Regions from separate parts of the Homo sapiens genome. Here region 2 is linked to region 1. The links are chromatin loops, found by intact Hi-C in ENCODE. Cell type or tissue: Calu3. All regions are shown on one strand. Links, peaks and the distances in the headings refer to the core of each region. The heading gives the core; the rest is flanking DNA. Region 1 overlaps JKAMP (JNK1/MAPK8 associated membrane protein). Region 2 overlaps RTN1 (reticulon 1).

Region 1 (8,337 bases), core at 175-8,174:
GTGTGTGTGCTTTTGTGTCTGTGTGCACCTGCATGCACGCATCAGGGTGGAAATTCACACTAGCTCTCTCACTCCCCTGCAGTCCTAGATGCTACTGTGACCACCACCTCCTAAAATGTGTCTTTTTTTTTTTTTTTTTTTACCAAATATCACTATGAAATCTTAATTCTTTGGGAAACTGTCTTCCCACTCTACCACTCAGATAAGGTGGGAAAGACTGTTTTTTGCATGCCCCAAATGAACACATTTTGGTTCAGGACAAAGTTGTCAGTTCTGGACTCCTTACCTCTTCATGTTTTACCAGTGCAACATCTGCACCCTCCCCACTTCAGAGTCAGATAGGCTGGGGTCAAAATCCTGGCTCTGCCACTTTCTAAGTATTTAAAGTTTACACATAATCCTCATTTAAGTATTAAAACACTGGACTAGGAAAGCGTTAAAATGTCTTTTTCACATGGAGCTGCGGAGGCCCAGAGGGTTTATGTAACTTGTCCAAGACCAAACAGTTCATGAACGTATGGGAATTTACAACCCAGATCCTGCCTGATTCCAAAGTTCCTTCTGTTAGGCTGAATCTCTTCAGCTCTGTGCTTCTCTGAGGGTGAAACTAGCTTTTTATGCTGCCACCACCATGGCTACCATTATCCACTTAAAAATTTGAGTTCAGTGAGCATTCCATTATTCTTCTCACTTCATAATCCATTTTTCCAAGATTATGTACAGAACTTTGTGAATTGGCTGTGTACACAAGCACTTATTTTTATGACTGATACCAATTATGCATATATAATATTTTTTTTTGGACATGATCCACTTAGAATGTGTATTTATTTATGTTGTAGCAATTTATATTGACACAGCCTAAAATGCCATTTCTTTAGATCTTGGTGGACAATGGTGAAGAGACCTTGCAAGACATAAACAATCTAACAGACAAGCTGCGTGAAAGAGATGAAAAAATGCAGCATGTCAGTACATGGCTACGAGGGAGTCTTGAAGGGCTGCGTTTGCTTGTGGAACAGGAATCACCAATGGACCTTCTTAGTAAGCAACAGCTTAGAGCTTTGGTAACATGGGACTTCCTGCTATTTTACTATATAGCTGGTAACATCAAAAGAAGAAAAAACGTGTCAACTAAGTGACTTAGTTATCCCCAATTATGCCACAAACATTCAATTGAACATTGATACTTATTTGGGGTTGAATACTCTTGTAGTGTTATCCAATTCTGCCTTTCACCTAAGAGAATTTTCTAGATAACTAAATCTTCTTTATAATTTTTTTAAAAAGTTTATTTTAAACATTTTTCCAGAGAAGGCTTTTTAAACTCTTTTACACATTTTTTAGTCTTCTTAAACAGAAGTTGAATATAATTTTACATTTTCTTCCTGAACTGAGTTTAGCATTAAAAATAGCAACTGTTACCTTCTCAGAAAAATCTAGTGATGGCTGCGGGGGCTTCTGAGATGTTAACACATCATATCTAACATGCTTGACTCATGAGCAAGCAGTCCAGTCTCTCCAGAGGCGTATCAGCTTCATCCTCAATCCCCACAATAATGTCATGTTAGACATAGCCACAGAACTCTCCAGATTAGGGCAGTGGTGAGAATTGAAGGTGAGTCCTTGCACAGGTACAGCCCAGAGGTCCCAGTGACAGAATCATCTGGGAAGATGGGATGTGGGGGTAGAGGGAGCTTGGGAGAAGGAAAGAGAACAGAGTTTAGAAGAGAGATGGAGTGATGAAACAAGAATACTGTCATCTGGCAAGTGTACAAATCTATTTGTGCTTATCAAGGCTTAATTTTAAAGAGCATAATCACTAGATAAGCAATTTTGAAGGTAGGATGTAGAAAGTAAAATGGGATAAAAGTAAAAAGAGCTGCATGCAGTGACTCATGGTTATAATCCCAGCACTTTGGGAGGCTGAGGCAGGAGGATTGCTTGAGACCAAGTGTTCGAGACCAGCCTGAGCAACATAATGAGACCCTGTCTCTACAAAAATAATTTTAAAGTTAGCAGGGTATGGTAGTGCCTCTGCCTCAGCTACTCGGAAGGTTGAGATGGGAGAATTGCTTGAGCCTGGGAGGTCGAGCCTGCAGTTAGCCATGATTGTGCCACTGCACTCCAGCCTGGATGACAGAGTGAGACCCTGTCTTAAAATAAATGTAAAAAGAGGGATAGTGATAAGATTAAAAACATTCCAGTATTTGGGAAAACCTGTGTTCTGGGGCATTGCTTGACAGAAGAAATAACGTTTCAGTGGCCAATGAAGAACTTTGTGGGTAAACCCTCTTAGCTGCAAAGTCATTTTGATGGTCCTGCCTGGTGATCATGATGAGCCTGGTGATACTTATGATGTACGAATGCATAAAGGATCCTTTGTGGGCCTTGCTTCTATTTGTATTTCCTTTGCTAGGCCAGACCATTCCTTCCAACTATAGATCAAGCAAAATTTTGAGAGCTAAATCATCTGTAAGTGTCAAGGGCACTGTCTTCACATGAATTAATCTTCTGTTTTTATCTGAAACCCGATGGAATCTTTGTGTTGCAACAAATTTAAATAGACTCTTAGAGAAAGTTTCACTGAATTACTAATATCATATTTCCTTTTTCATATATTTTGAGGTCTGATGGATAATCTATGACAAGTAGAGACTGGCAGTGTGTAAATAAAAAGACCACCCAAATGAGAATAAGCAGAGGCTGTTTATGCAGAACTTGCTATAGCAATGGAGCCAGGCACTGTCTTAGTTCGTTCGGGCTACCATAACATTCTGTACACTGGGTAGCTTATAAATAACACGAATTTATTTATCACAGTTCTGGAGGCTGGGAAGTCCAAGATCAAGGCACTGGCAGGTTTGGCTTCTGCTGAGGGCCCACTTTCTGGTTCATAGAATGGTGCTTCCTCATTGTGTCCTCAAATCATTTAAGGGGTAAGGCAGCACTTTGGGGCCTCTTTGATAAGGGCACGAATCCCAAGACCTAATCACCTCCCAAAGGCCACACCTAATACACACTGGAGATTGTTTCAACATAGGAATTTTGGAGGAGACACAAACTCTCAGACCATAGCAGCCAGGATTACTTGCTTTTCTCTCTTTTTTTTTTTTTTTTTTTTGAGACAGGGCCTCTCACCCTGTTGCCCAGGTTGGACTGCAACCTCTGCCTCCCAGTCTCAAGCAATCCTCTCACCTCAGTCTCCCAAGTAGCAGGGACTACAGGCACGTGCCACTGTGCCTGGCTGCAGTGTGTGTGTGTGTGTGTGTGTGTGTGTGTGTGTGTGTATTTTGGAGACGAGGTTATGCCATGTTGACCAGGCTGGTCTTGACCTCCTGAGCTCAAGCAATCCTCCTGCCTCAGCCTCCTAAAGTGCTGGGATTATATGTGTGTGCCATGGACCTATTGGACTAAACAAAGCGGGGCGAACGCGGGAATAAAAGACAAAGACAAGAGAGTATATTTGGAAGAAGGGGTCAGGGGGCACCTTGCCTCTAGTGGACAAGTGCCCTGAACTTTACACAGCCCTCTGTATTTATTAAGCAAAAGAGATAGTGAGGTGTGTGGGGGGTCGGGGGTGATTGTCCGCCAGCAGCTTGATTCACAGCAGGCTTGTAAGACTGCATTCTTAGAACAATAGGCACTAGATTTCTCAATAGGTAACTTCAAGGAACCCAGTGCCAGGGAGTGAGGCCCTCAGCAAACCTTTTGGTGGCAAGGCAGTGTGAGTTTGCTCACATCCTGCGTTCATGATAAACAGTTTGCTGTTTGGTCATATAGCCTCCAGCGGAATGCTGAGTTGGTCACATCCCACAGGCCTTCAGCTCCCTACAGGTGTGAGCCACCATGCCAGCTAAGCTCTGCTTCTTACATGTTATCTAACCTCCACTCCTCAGTCTCCCCAGTTGTAAAATACCACTGATAAAACTAACAGGAGTTATAAAACACCAGACCCATATTAGGCACTCATCAGATCCCTGAAACCTACCACCCTCCTGGAGAGGTGATAGTAAAATCTGAATTTACTATTCAAGTCCTTGGCCATCTCTGAGCCACCTGTAACCTCCCAGCTTTTGAATGTTCCCTGTTGAATGGGTTCTGCCACAGGACTTCTGGAGAAGCCCTTATCTCAGTTCAGCACCCCTCTACTGTCCTCTTCTGGCCATGATAGTCACTGCAGCCCTGCAGGTCCTGCCCTCTCCAGGATCACTGCACTAGCTTCATTAACATTGGGCACTTTGGAGCCTGACACTGGAGCAGATGTTACAGTGACAAAGTTGAATAAACTCCAGGCCCTGAACCTTAAAGTGCATACCCTGTGAGAAACAAGACAATTGAAGAGCTGATGAAAATACATTGGATTCCTTCTAGAAAGTGGCTATCAGAGGGTAAAGCTGTGTCTTATTGGATGTTGGAGTACACAGGGATATCTTCCCAAAGGAGAAGCACAGACATAAGCTGGTCAAGAACTGCCAAGTAGCAAGGCTGAGTGGAGATCTGCTGGGGGAACCAACCAGCAAGTGTGGAATAGGCTTGTCAGAACATTAAAGGCCAGACTTCTTCCTGAAAACTAATTACTAAAAACTTACTTTTTGCCTTAATTTTATTTCTTGTAAATCAAAGGTAAATAAGTTAATTCTTAGTGTATATGTAAGCTAAACAGTAACTTAGTACAGTTATTTTTAAAGTAAAAAGAATTTTGTCTTAAAATTACAAAAGTCCTTGAGTATTACATCATATATTATGTTAGGTTACATAAATAATTTGTGTATTAACCAAATATATTGATACATGGGCTATGGAAGACATTTTTAGGATGAGGTACTTTAAAAGAAACATTAAAAAAATCAATGTATATAACTGTCAAAGTTATCTCTGTTATTGTGATGAGGGGCTTGATACAATCATCTACATTTTGATTAAGTCTAGAAAAACACCTCCTTATAATTAAAGCAGAATCAAAATTTCAGTGAGAAGAAAGAAAATCATTTGCCTAGTACTTGTCTCTTGGAAAAATTAAGATCTGAAATAGGAGGAGTTTAGATCAGTGGTTCTCAAACATTAGAATCACCTGGAGATTTTAAAAAACCCCTGTGCTCAGCTGGGTGTGGTGGCCCATGCCTCTAATCCCAGTACTTTGGGAGGCTGAGGTGAGCAGATCACTTGAGGTCAGGAGTGCAAGACCAGCCTGACCAACAGGGTGAAACCCCATTTCTACTACAAATACAAAAATTAGCTGGGTGTCATGGCGGGCACCTATAATCCCAGCTGCTTGGGAGGCTGAGGCATGAGAATCACTTGAACCCAGGAGGTGGAGGTTGCAGTGAGCCGAGATCGCATCACTGCACTTTCAGCCTGGGTGACAGAGCGAGACACTGTCTCAAAAAAAAAAAAAGAAAAAAAAAAAAAAATCCCTGTGCTCAAACACAGACCAATTCAACATGAATCTCTGGGTGTGGGGCCCAGGCATTATTTTTTTAAATCTCTCCAGATGGCTTCAATGTGCAATAGTCTCGCAAACTAATAGTTTTAGACAAATATATAACAAGGTAGTTATTAAATTTATCAACTAACTGACCCAAATTAATCAAGAAAACACAGATTTAGTATCCCTGGTCTGAAAATCCAAAAATCCAAAGTGCTCCAAAACTCAAAGCTTTTTCAGCACCAATATGACGCTCAAAGAAAATCCTCTTTGAGAATTTAAGATTTCAGATTTTAGGATTACGGATACTGAACTGTAAGTATAATGCAAATATTCCAAAATCTGAAAATACCCGAAATTCGAAACACTTCTGGTCTCAAGCATTTTTGAATATGAGATATTCAACCTGTATTTTGACTTTTAAATTACCTCTTCAGGACTGGTTAGCAAAAGTACCATACACTGTAGTGATAAGGATTGTGATGTGCTACAAGGGCCTAAGTCAAAACTTAACAAAGACAAGGGTTGATTTTTAAATTTCTTATGACCACGTTTTAACAAATTATTTAGTAAAATTAGCAACTACAGTGGCTATAAGTTGTTCTAGTCTTATTTTTACCAAAGCAAATTAAAAATGCAGATACATATTAAGTATTGTGGAAATTATTTGCCCGTGAGGCCTTGTAATTGTAATTTCTTCTTTTGCATATATACTTTTCTGCTAGAACAGGACATATGAAAAAAATGATTGTAAAAATGGCCCCAAGTGGACCAGAAGATATAGTCCTAGTAATCAGACACATGACACCCCTCCCTACTCTACCCCGATTATACAATTACTCAATTGAGGATTCTTTGGGCAACTCAGAATTTTAATGAACACTAATAACCCCCCAAATGTGTGCAATACAAATAAAATTTTTATATTTATTTTTTATTCCTACAGAGAAGAAGAAACACATTCGTACAAGGGTTCATTTCCCAGTGGTTAAATGTACTGAGAAAAATACATTAACAAAGTAACTCAAGGATACAACTGCTGTGAATTCAAAAGACAGACTACTACAGGAAAAGTGAGTGCACTTACTTTCATATTTTGCAGCTGTTAATAGAAGTCTTAAACATTTAAAATTTAACTAATTCACACAACCTCCACCAAGTATCAGTAAATAAACTTCTAAACAATAAAAATGGATAAACATGGTCAGGTTGTTAGGTTAAGAGCTAAAAATTTCATTTTGCTTCCATGGTTGCAACCATGAGTCTTAAGGCCTTCAAAGCATAAACATCACAGAACACCTATCACAAACCACAAACCAACCACAGGAAAACCCTTTTTATTCTGTGTATCTTCTGTATTTCATTAAATCTAATAAGCCATCAGTTGTAAGATGCATCCTAATTCAGAGATGTCACAAAGTGAAATAAGTATCTCTGGATCAATAAAATATGGTATGTATATATACCCGAGATATGAGAGGAAACTATTTACCAGTTTGAATTACTTCCATACTATTGTGCCAAACAACAATTAAGTGTCAAAACATTGAAATTTTATGTAGGTAAGCTTTTTATTATTGTTTTCTTTACAGGAACAATAATCCAAACAAATCTTGAACCAATCTATAAACAGAAAACCTGTTATATAAATTATTATCTATTTTTGCAATACATCAAAATACTGTATTGATGAAAATAAATAGATAACAAAAAACAATATACATCATTTCTATGTTTGCTATCAGACCCCACAAGTATGTTTGTTTTTACAATTCATTATAGGTGAAAAACAAACTGAAACACAACAGGTAAGTACAATTACGCCACTGTTAAGGACTGCAGATTACACGTGTTAAAGCTTTTCTTAATAAAATGGGAACACATTGCTAGGTACACAGAAACATGATTTTGCCCTAAAGAACAGCTGAACTGTTGAGAGAAGCAAGGGCTTCCTAGCGGCCTTCCAGTGTAGCAGATAATATTACCCTGTGTAACAGAGTATTACAGAGTTTTGCATTTTCCAAGTCTGTAAGTCTAACCATAAACAAAACAAAGACAAACCCAAACATTAAGATATACTGACAATCTTGTTCCCATATATGATAGAATAGTTCTCATACACTGTTAAGATTGATTTACTTTTTTATTAGGAGCACTTCTCAGGTTTTTGGCATTTCACATGTCTACACTCAGTGTCCATTGGCTCCTTCTGAGAGTATCCTTGAAGGTTCGGTAAATTTTGCAGTGAACAAGTAAAAAAGGGCTGGTGTAGGTACCAAAGCCAAAAGGGGCAAATCTTGCTCAAGTTTATCCACTCTGGAAATGGAGATTATTCCATAGGCATGAAGTAACCAGTGGCTGAAGAGAACAATAAGTCTTTTCTTTCTGACCAGAAGATCATAGCAGTTCTATATAATTTTGTAAAAGAAAGAAAAGAGAAATACAGATTATCAGGCTAAGTCAGCTGGGTAATTTAATATAACTTAATATAAAATGTATTATTTATAATCTCAGAATCATAAAATGTTTGAGCTAAAAAAGACTTAAGAAATCACTCAGTCTAGCCACTCCACTTTATAGATGAGGAAAGTGAGGCTCCTAAGGTCATATAAGCACTCAGTAGAGGCACCCAGACGAAAGCTACGTCATCATGTCTCTTAAGTCCTAGTCTATGCCATCATTCACTCCTGGAAACACTATAGTTTCTTCTCAAAGATACGAACTAGAAGGGAAACTCCACTTTATGTGCTTGCTTCCTGCCCTGATCCACTGTTGCTATGGATCTACAGGTGGGAAATAGGAGGTACAGAAACCCAACCTCCTTAACCTCTAACATTCCTGGAGCCTGCTGCATGAATAGTAAGGGGGCAGAAATGACACATGAACACTCTGATTTTCTTTTAATCCTT
Region 2 (8,337 bases), core at 278-8,277, 180 kb before region 1:
AGCTATCCCAGCACCTCTTAATGAATAGGGAGTCCTTTTTCCATTGCTTATTTTTGCCTTTTTAGTAGAATAATTTATTTTCTATTTAAGATATATCAACCTTGTTGAATATCAGATGGCTGTAGGTGTGCAGTTTTATTTCTGGGTTCTTTATTCTGTTCCATTGTTATATATGTCTATTTTTGTGCCAGTACCATGCTGTTTTGGTTACTATAGCCTTACAGTATAGTTTGAAGTTGGGCAATATAATGCTTCCAGCTTTATTCTTTTTGCTTAGGATTGCATTGGCTCTTCAGGCTCTTTTTGGTTCCATATGAATTTTAGAATCATTTTTTCTGGATCTATGAAAGATGTCATTGGTAGCTCCTAGGAATACCATTGAATCTATAGACTGCTTTGGGCAGTATGGCCATTTTGATGATATTGATTCTTCCAATCCATGAGCATGAAATACTTTTCCATTTTTTAATGTCATCTATAATTTCTTTCAGCAGTGTTTTGCAGTTCTCCTTGTGGAGATCTTTCACCTTTTTGGTTAGATGTGTTCCTAGGTATTTTAATTTTTTGAAGCAATTCTTGATTTGGCTCTCAGCTTGAATGTTATTGATGTATAGAAATGCTACTGATTTTTGTACATGGAATTTGTATCCTGAAACTTTACTGAAGTCATTTATCAGTTCCAGAAGTCTTTTGGCAGAGTCTTTAGGGTTTTCTAGGTATGGAATCATATTGTCTACAAAGAGAGATAGTTCGACTTCCTTTTTCCTGTTTGAATGTCTTTTATTTCTTTCTTTTGTCTGTTTGCTCTGGCTAGTACTTCCAGTACTATATTGGAGTGGTGAGAATGGGCATCCTTTTCTTGTTCCAGTTCTCAGGGGTAATGCTTCCAGCTTTTGCCTGTTCAATATGATGTTGGCTGTGTGTTTGTCAGAGATGGCCCTTTTTATTTTGAGGTATGTTCCTTTGATGCTTCTAGTTTTTTGAGAGTTTTTATCATAAAGCAATGTTGGATTTTATCCAAAGCTTTTTCTGTGTCTATTGAGATGATTAGATGGTTTTTGTTTTTAATTCTGTTTATGTAGTGAATCATATTTATTAATGCACATATGTTAAATCAACCCAGTGTCCCAGGAATAAAGCCCACTTGATTTTGGTGAATTAATTTTTTGATGACCTGCTGGGTTTGATTTGCTATTATTTTGCTGAGGATTTTTGCATCTATGTTTATCAGTAATATTTGGTCTGTAGTTTTCTTTTTTCGTTGTGTCTTTGCCAGGTTTTGATATCAGGGTGATGGTGTCTTTATAGAATGAGTTAGGGAGGAGTCCCCCCTCCTCGATGTTTTGGAATAGTTTCAGTAGAATTGGTACCAGCTGTTCTTTGTATGTCTGGTAGGATTTGGGTGTGAATCAGTCTGGTCTGGGGCTTTGGTTGGTACATGTTTTAATTACTAACTTCAACTTCAGAACTTGATATTGGTGTATTCAGGGTTTCAGTTTCTTCCTGATGCAGTCTTGGGAGGTTGTGTGTTTCCAGAAATGTATCCATTTCCTCTAGATGTTCTTGTTTGTGTGCATAGAAGTGTTCATAATAGTCTCTGAGGATTTGTTATATTTCTGTGGGATCAGTTGTAATGTAACTTTTTTTGCTACTGATTGTGCTTATTTGGATCTTCTCTCTCTTTTTCTGTGGTAATCTAGCTAGTGGGCTATCAATTTTGTTTATGTTTTCAAGAATCCAACTTTTGGGTTTGTTAGGTTTGCATGGATTTTTGGGTCTCAACTTTGTTCAGTTCTGCTCTGATTTTAGTTATTTCTTTTCCTCTTCTAGCTTTTGGGTTACTTTGTTCTCACTTTTTTGGTTCCTGTAGGTGGGATATTAGATTGTTAAGTTGATATCTGCCTTTCTGAGGTAGGCATTTAGCACCTTAAACTTTCTTCTTAGTGCTGGTTTTGCTCCATTCCACAAATTTTGGTATGCTGTGTCTCTGTTTTCATTTATTTCAAAAATTTTTTTTCTTTATACCTTAATTTTGTTCTTTACCCAAAAGTCATTCGGAGTAAGTTGTTTAATTTCCATGCAGTTATATGGTTTTGAGAGATCTTCTTGGTGTTTATTTTTATTTTTCCTGTACTGTGGTCCAGAGTATGGGTGGTATGATTTAGATTTTTTTGAATTTATTGAGACTTGCTTTATGGCCAAACATGTGGTCAGTCTTGGAGTATGTTTCTTGTCCAGCTGAGAACGATATATATCCTGTGGTTGGTGGTTGGAGTATTCTGTAGATGTCTATTAGGCCTAGTGGGTCAAATGTTGAATTTAAGCCCAGAATTTCTTCATTAGTTTTCTGCCTCTATTATCTAATACTGTCAGTAGGGTTTTGAAGTCCCTTACTATTATTTATGTGGCTAAGTCTTTTGTAGGTCTAGAAGTACTTATTTTATGAATCTGGGTGCTCCAATGTTGGGTGCATATATATTTAGGATAGTTAAGCTTCTAGTTGAATTGAATGCTTTATAATTATGTGATGCCATTTTTGCCCTTTTTTATTCTTATATGATATAAGGATAATGACCCCCCCCCACCTCCGCTCTTTGTTTTCCTTTTGCATGATAGATCTTTCTTTGACCCTTTCCTTTGATCCTATCTGTGTCATTATGTGTGAGATGGGTCTCTTGAAGACAGCAGACTGATGTACTTTTTTAAAAATTCAACTTGCCACTCTGTGCCTTTTAAGTGAGGTGTTTAGGGCATTTGCATTCTAGGTTAAGGCTGTGTGTGGTGGATCATGCCTGTAATCCCAGCACTTTGGGAGGCCAAGGCAGGAGTATAACTTGAGGTCAAGAGTTCAAGACCATCCTGTTCAACATAACAAGATCCCATCTCTACCAAAAAAAAAAAAAGGAAATTACATTCAAGATTAATATTGATATGTGAGGTTTTGATCCTGTTGTGAAGTTGTTAGCTGGTTGCTTTGTAGTTTCTATTGTGTAGCTGCTTTATAGGGTCTGTGGGCTGTGTACTTAAGTTTATTTTTGTGGTAACAGGTATCATTCATTCTTTTGCTTTTATGTTTAGAACTCTCTCAAAGATCGCTTGTAAGGTTGGTCTAATAGTAGTGAATTCCCTTAGTGCTTGTTTGTCTGGAAAAAATCTATCTCTCCTTCACTTATGAAGCTTAGTTTGGTGGGATATGAAGTTCTTGGTTGGAATTTCTTTTCTCTAAGAATGCTAAAAATAGGCTCCCCATCTTTCCTGGTTTGTAAGGTTTCTGCTGAGAAGTCCGCTGTTAGCTGATGGGGTTCTCTTTATACATGTTCTGACCCTTTTTTCCAGCTGGCTTTAAGATTTTTTCTTTAGTGTTGACCTTTGACAGTCTGGTGACTATATGCCTTCATGATGTTTATCTTGTATAGTATCTCACAGGTGTTGTCTGGATTTCTCGTATCCAGATATCTACCTCTCTAGCAAGATTGAGGAAATTTTTCTGAATTATTCCCTTAAATATGTTTTCTAGATTGTTGACTTTCCGTCTCTGCAGAAATGCCACTAATTCATAGGTTTAGTAACTTTACCTAATCCCATATTTCTAAAAGACTTTGTTCACTTTTTAAAATTACCTTTTTTATTTTTGTCTGACTGTGTTAGTTAAAAAGACTGGTCTTCACGCACTGAAATTCTTTCTTCTGCTTGGTCTGGTCTATTGATGAAGCTTTCAATTTTATATTGAAATTTCTTAAATGAGTTTTTCAATTATAGAAGTTCTGGTTTTTTTTAAGATATTTATCTCTTCCTACATTTCCTGGATTGCTTAAGAAGTTTCATTGTGTTGATTTTCAACCTTGTCGTGGATCTTGTTGAGCTTCCTTGCAACCATGCTTTTAATTCTTTACGTGTCATTTCTGAGTTTCCATTTTGGTTGGGGACCATAGCTGGAGAGCTAGTGTAATCTTTTGGTGGTGTAACTGCATTCAGATTTGTCATAGTGCTGGAATTCTTGCATTTGTTCCTTCCCATCTGGAAATGCTGGCGTTTCTAATTTTTGTCATTATTTTTGTGTGGTTGGGGTTTTTTCTTTTTCTGTCTTTCCCTATAATATTATTGTTGTTTTCTTTCTTTCCCTTTCCCTTTCACCCCCTCCCTGGAGGATGTGATTACAGAGAAGGCTGGGTAGTATATTTTGGCTTTGCTTCTATAGCCCTATGCACTTCTGCTGACAGGTCTTATCTTGGGCTGTGCAGTTCAACCTCAAGCCAGTAGATGGTGCCTATGGGTAGGAGCTGTCTGTGGCCAATGTGGCTGGGTATAGCCTTGCTTACCGGGAGAAGTTCTCTGTTGCCTCAAGCAATGGGCTGGTTTATGGTGTGCACATTGGTCTGAGCTCCCTGCTCAGCCCTGGAAGGGGTGGGACAGGTGGCAAATGGGTGGGGTTGGACTAGGCAGGCTTTACAGGCCCTCTGATGGCATGCACGAGCACCAGCGCCAAAGGAGAACCCAGTGGGCAGCCACCACGTACCCAGAGGTGTGCCTAGTTTTGGAGCTGGGAAACCTCCTAGGCCTCAAGGTCTCTGCATGGTGGTGGGGAGTGGCTGAAACTCCTAATCCAGGAGAGTGAGTGTTCCAGATGGCTGGAGATCTGCCTGGGAATGGACCGTAGAGGACCCTACTGCACCAGAATCTCTGCACAAAGAAGGTGGGGTGGCTCTAGCTGCTAATCCAGGAGAACAGGTGCTTTGAATGCCTGGAGATCTGCCTGAGCATCGAGTAGAGAGGGCCCCTGTGCACCAGGATCTCTGCCTAGAATAGTGGGGCAGCTCAGGCTTCTGTTCTACATGAGCAGGTGCTCAAGATTCTTGGATATCTGCTTGGGCATAGAGAGCACAGAGGGTGCCCCTTTAGCAATATCTCTTCACAGGAATGGTGGGGTGGTTCAGGCTGCCAATCCTAGGCAAACAGGCTCTCTGTATGCCTGGAGGTCTGCCTGGGCATGAAACAGAGAAGGCCCCCCTTCACCAAGATCTCTGCACATGAGTGATAGGATGACTCAGGCTGCTGACCAGGCAAGCAGGTGCTCCAAATGCTTGGAGATTTGCCTGGGCATGAAGTGAAGAGGACCCCCCTGTACCAGGATCTCTGTATAGGAATGGTACAATGGGTCAGGATGCTAATCCAGGTAAGTGAGTGCTCTGAATGCCTGGAGATCTGCTTGGATGTGAAGTGGAAGGAACCTCTTTGAACTTGTGTCTGCACCTTTGCACAGGAAAGGTAGGGCAGCTTAGGCTGCTGAACTAGGTGAGCAGAAGCTCCAAATGCCTGGAGATCCACCTGGGCATAAAATGGAGAGACGCCTGCTGTACCAGGATCTCTGCACAGGAAGGATGGGCTGACTCAAGCTACTAGTCTTTGGGAGCAGGTGCTCTGAATGCCTGGAGATCTGCCTACATGTAGAGCAGAGAGGGCCCCTCATACCATGATCTATGCACAGGAAGGATAGGCTGGCTCCGACTACTGATCCAGGCAAGGGGGTGCTCTGAATTCCTGGAGATCTGCCTAGGCATGGAGTGGAGAGGGTCCTTCTGCACCATGATCTATATCCATGAAGGGTGGGGTGGCTCAGACTGCTGGCGCAGGCAAGCAGATGCTCCAAATGCCTGGATTTCTGCCTGGGGATGGAGCAGAGAGGACCCTGCCACCATGATCTCAGGGGAGCAGGCTGGGACACCCAGCAATGACACGTGCAGACTGGTTCCAGGTTGCCAAGCTAGCCCTGGCTTACAAGTCTCATCACCCAGATGAGATGCAGCTGTAGCGGCTCTCCTCCCACCCCGGGCCTGCAACAGGAGAAAGCACAATTCCAGCACCTCCTGCTGAGGCACTTTCCATAGCTCTGGTTGCAGAGGCCACTACCCAACTCCAGAGCAGGCACTTCAGTCTCTGACCTAAGACTATTATAAAATGCCTAAGTGGCCATGCTGCCAGGTCACTAAAGAATGGCTGCCTTTGAATGTGCCTGGATTAAAAATGGTGTCCTGTTCTTGGTTCCAGGCCTCAGAAAATGTCTGCAGCTTTTCCCAGCGTCTTTCCCTCATAGCATTTCCAAGCCTTTCCCCAAGTTACCTCCAGGGCTTGGAGAAACATAATGCTGTTCCTTAACCTGGGCTGCTCAGATCCCCAGTGGAAAGGTGAGTCACAGAGGAGGCTCTCTGCTCCTCTCATGTGCTGGGGCTTCACTTATGTTTATCAGACAGACACTGTCACGAGGGCTGTTTGCCCACGTTTTCCTCCTAGAGATCTGGGGTGTCCTTCATAAATCTAGTGGATTCTCATTTACTTTGTGAATTAAAGCTTATCTTTATGCACTGTCTTAATGCAGTATCTTGCTATTTCCAACTGGCTGAGACATGCTTTAACATTCACCATCTTGGAAAACAATCCTTATACATTTTGAATAGTAACTCCTTATCAGAGGTATAGTTTGCAGATATTTTCTCCTACTCTGTAGGTAGTCTCTTCATTCTGTTGACTGTTTCCTTTGCTTTGCAGAAGTTTTTTAAATTCGATATCATTTCATTTTTTTGTTTTTGTTTGTGTTGCCTGTGCTTTTGAGGTCATATCCAAAAAAATAATCGCCCAGGCCAGTGTCACAGAGCTTTCTCCCTAAATTTTCTTCTAGTAGTTTCATAGTTTCAAGTGTTATGTTTAAGTCTTTAATGTATTTTGACTGGATGTTTGTATATGGTGAGAGATAACAATTTTCCACTTTTCTGCCTGTGGAAATCCAGTTTGCCCAACACCATTTATTGAAGAGACTGTTCATTCCCCGCTGTGTGTTTCTGGCACCTTTGTCAAAAATTGGTTGGCCATAAATGCATGGATTTATCTCTGGGCTTTCTATTCTGTTCCATTGGTTTATCTGTCTGTTTTTATGCCAGTACCATGCAGTTTTGGTTCCTATAGCTTTATAGTAGTACATTTTGAAGTCAGGTAGTGTGATGCCTCCAGCTTTGTTATTTTTTGCTCAGGATTGCTTTAGGTATTTGGGATCTGTTGTGGTCACACACAGATTTCTGGTTTGTTTTTTCTATTTCTTTGAAGAAGGTCATTGGTATTTTGACAGGGATTGTGTTGAATCTGTAGACTGCTTTTGGGTAGGATGGACATGTTAACAATATTAATTCTTCTAATTCATGAATATGAGATCTTTTTCCATTTATTTGTGTCTTTTTCAATTTCTTTCATCAATGTTTTACAGTCTTTAGTGTAGAGATATACATTTAACCTCCTTGGTTAAATTTATTCCTAATATGTTTTTGTAGTTATTGTAAAGGGGAATATTTTCTTGATTTATTTTTCAGATAATTCACTGTTAATGTATAGAAATGCTACTCATTTTTGTATGTGATTTTGTTTCCTGCAACTTTACTAAATTCATTTATTAGATCTAACAGTTTTTTTGGTGGAGTCTTCAGACTTTTCTATATACAAGTTCATGTTGTCTTCAAAGAGAGACAATTTAGCTTCTTCCTTTCAGATTTGGATGCCTTTTATTTCTTCCTCTTTTCCTAATTGGTCTGGCTCAAACTTCTAGTACTGTGTTGAACAGAAGTGACAAGAGTGGTCATCTTTGTCTTGTTCCAGGTCTCAGAAGAAAAGCTCTCAACTTTTCCCGTTCGGTATGATGTTAGCTGTGAGTTTGTCATATATGGCCTTTATTGTGTTGAGGTACATTCCTAATTGTTGAGAGTTTTCATCATGAAAGCATATTAAGTTTTATTAAATGCTTTTTCTGCATCTACTAAAATTATCATATGGGTCTTATCCTGCATTCTGTTAATGTGATGTATTACATTTATTGATTTGCATATGTTGAACCGTTCTTGCATCCCTGGGATGAATCCCACTTGATCATGGGATAAAGTTACTTTTTAAAATTTTCAGAGTGGAGAGAATAAAGAATGGAGAACAAGGACTGAAGAGATGAGAATCAGGCACGTATTATATTTCTCATCAGCAGCACTGTACATGAGAAGACAGTACAGAATGATTTCAGATTTCTATGGAGAAAACTATTTTGAACTTAGACTTCTATACCCACCCAAACTATTATTCGTATAAGCAAAATCAAGATATTTTCTGACATTTAAACTTTGCAACTTTATTGCTCAAGTACCCCATATAAAAAAAATCTCAAGGAGGTAATCCTAACAAAACTAAATTCAGGGAAGAGGATGGAATACAGTATAAAACATAAGAAATTGTAGTAGCTGAATATGACCTATAAAGCATGAAGAAAAGTGAAATTAGAGAATTTATTGAATCTTAATGCCTACAGCTTTT

Evidence for each region. Hi-C counts contacts between places; a loop is a spot of excess contacts. Peaks named below come from ENCODE experiments on the same cell type or tissue, not always from the same donor. Only the 100,000 strongest peaks of a DNase experiment are listed, where the experiment ranks them.
Region 2: it touches region 1 in a loop (5-fold over the local background); 11 of 110 quality-filtered maps call a loop at or near these places.

The regions. Positions count from the first base shown.
Region 1 is chr14:59,503,353-59,511,689 of GRCh38, reverse strand. It overlaps JKAMP (JNK1/MAPK8 associated membrane protein), which reads right to left. Exons shown (of 7, transcript NM_016475.5): 7 at 6,280-7,836. The coding sequence ends at 7,618. CCDC175 (coiled-coil domain containing 175) reads left to right here. Exons shown (of 20, transcript NM_001164399.2): 19 at 882-1,044; 20 at 6,375-6,623. The coding sequence ends at 6,451. It also overlaps a transcript of L3HYPDH not described here. Among named protein-coding and RNA genes, the nearest start is that of JKAMP, 23 kb to the right of the region's middle. In Calu3, for the core only: a CTCF peak has its summit at 4,167 (motif pointing left); a DNase peak (open chromatin) is centred at 4,169.
Region 2 is chr14:59,684,551-59,692,887 of GRCh38, reverse strand. All of the region lies in intron 3 of RTN1 (reticulon 1), which reads left to right. Among named protein-coding and RNA genes, the nearest start is that of MIR5586, 42 kb to the right of the region's middle. In Calu3, for the core only: a CTCF peak has its summit at 4,284 (motif pointing right); a DNase peak (open chromatin) is centred at 4,267.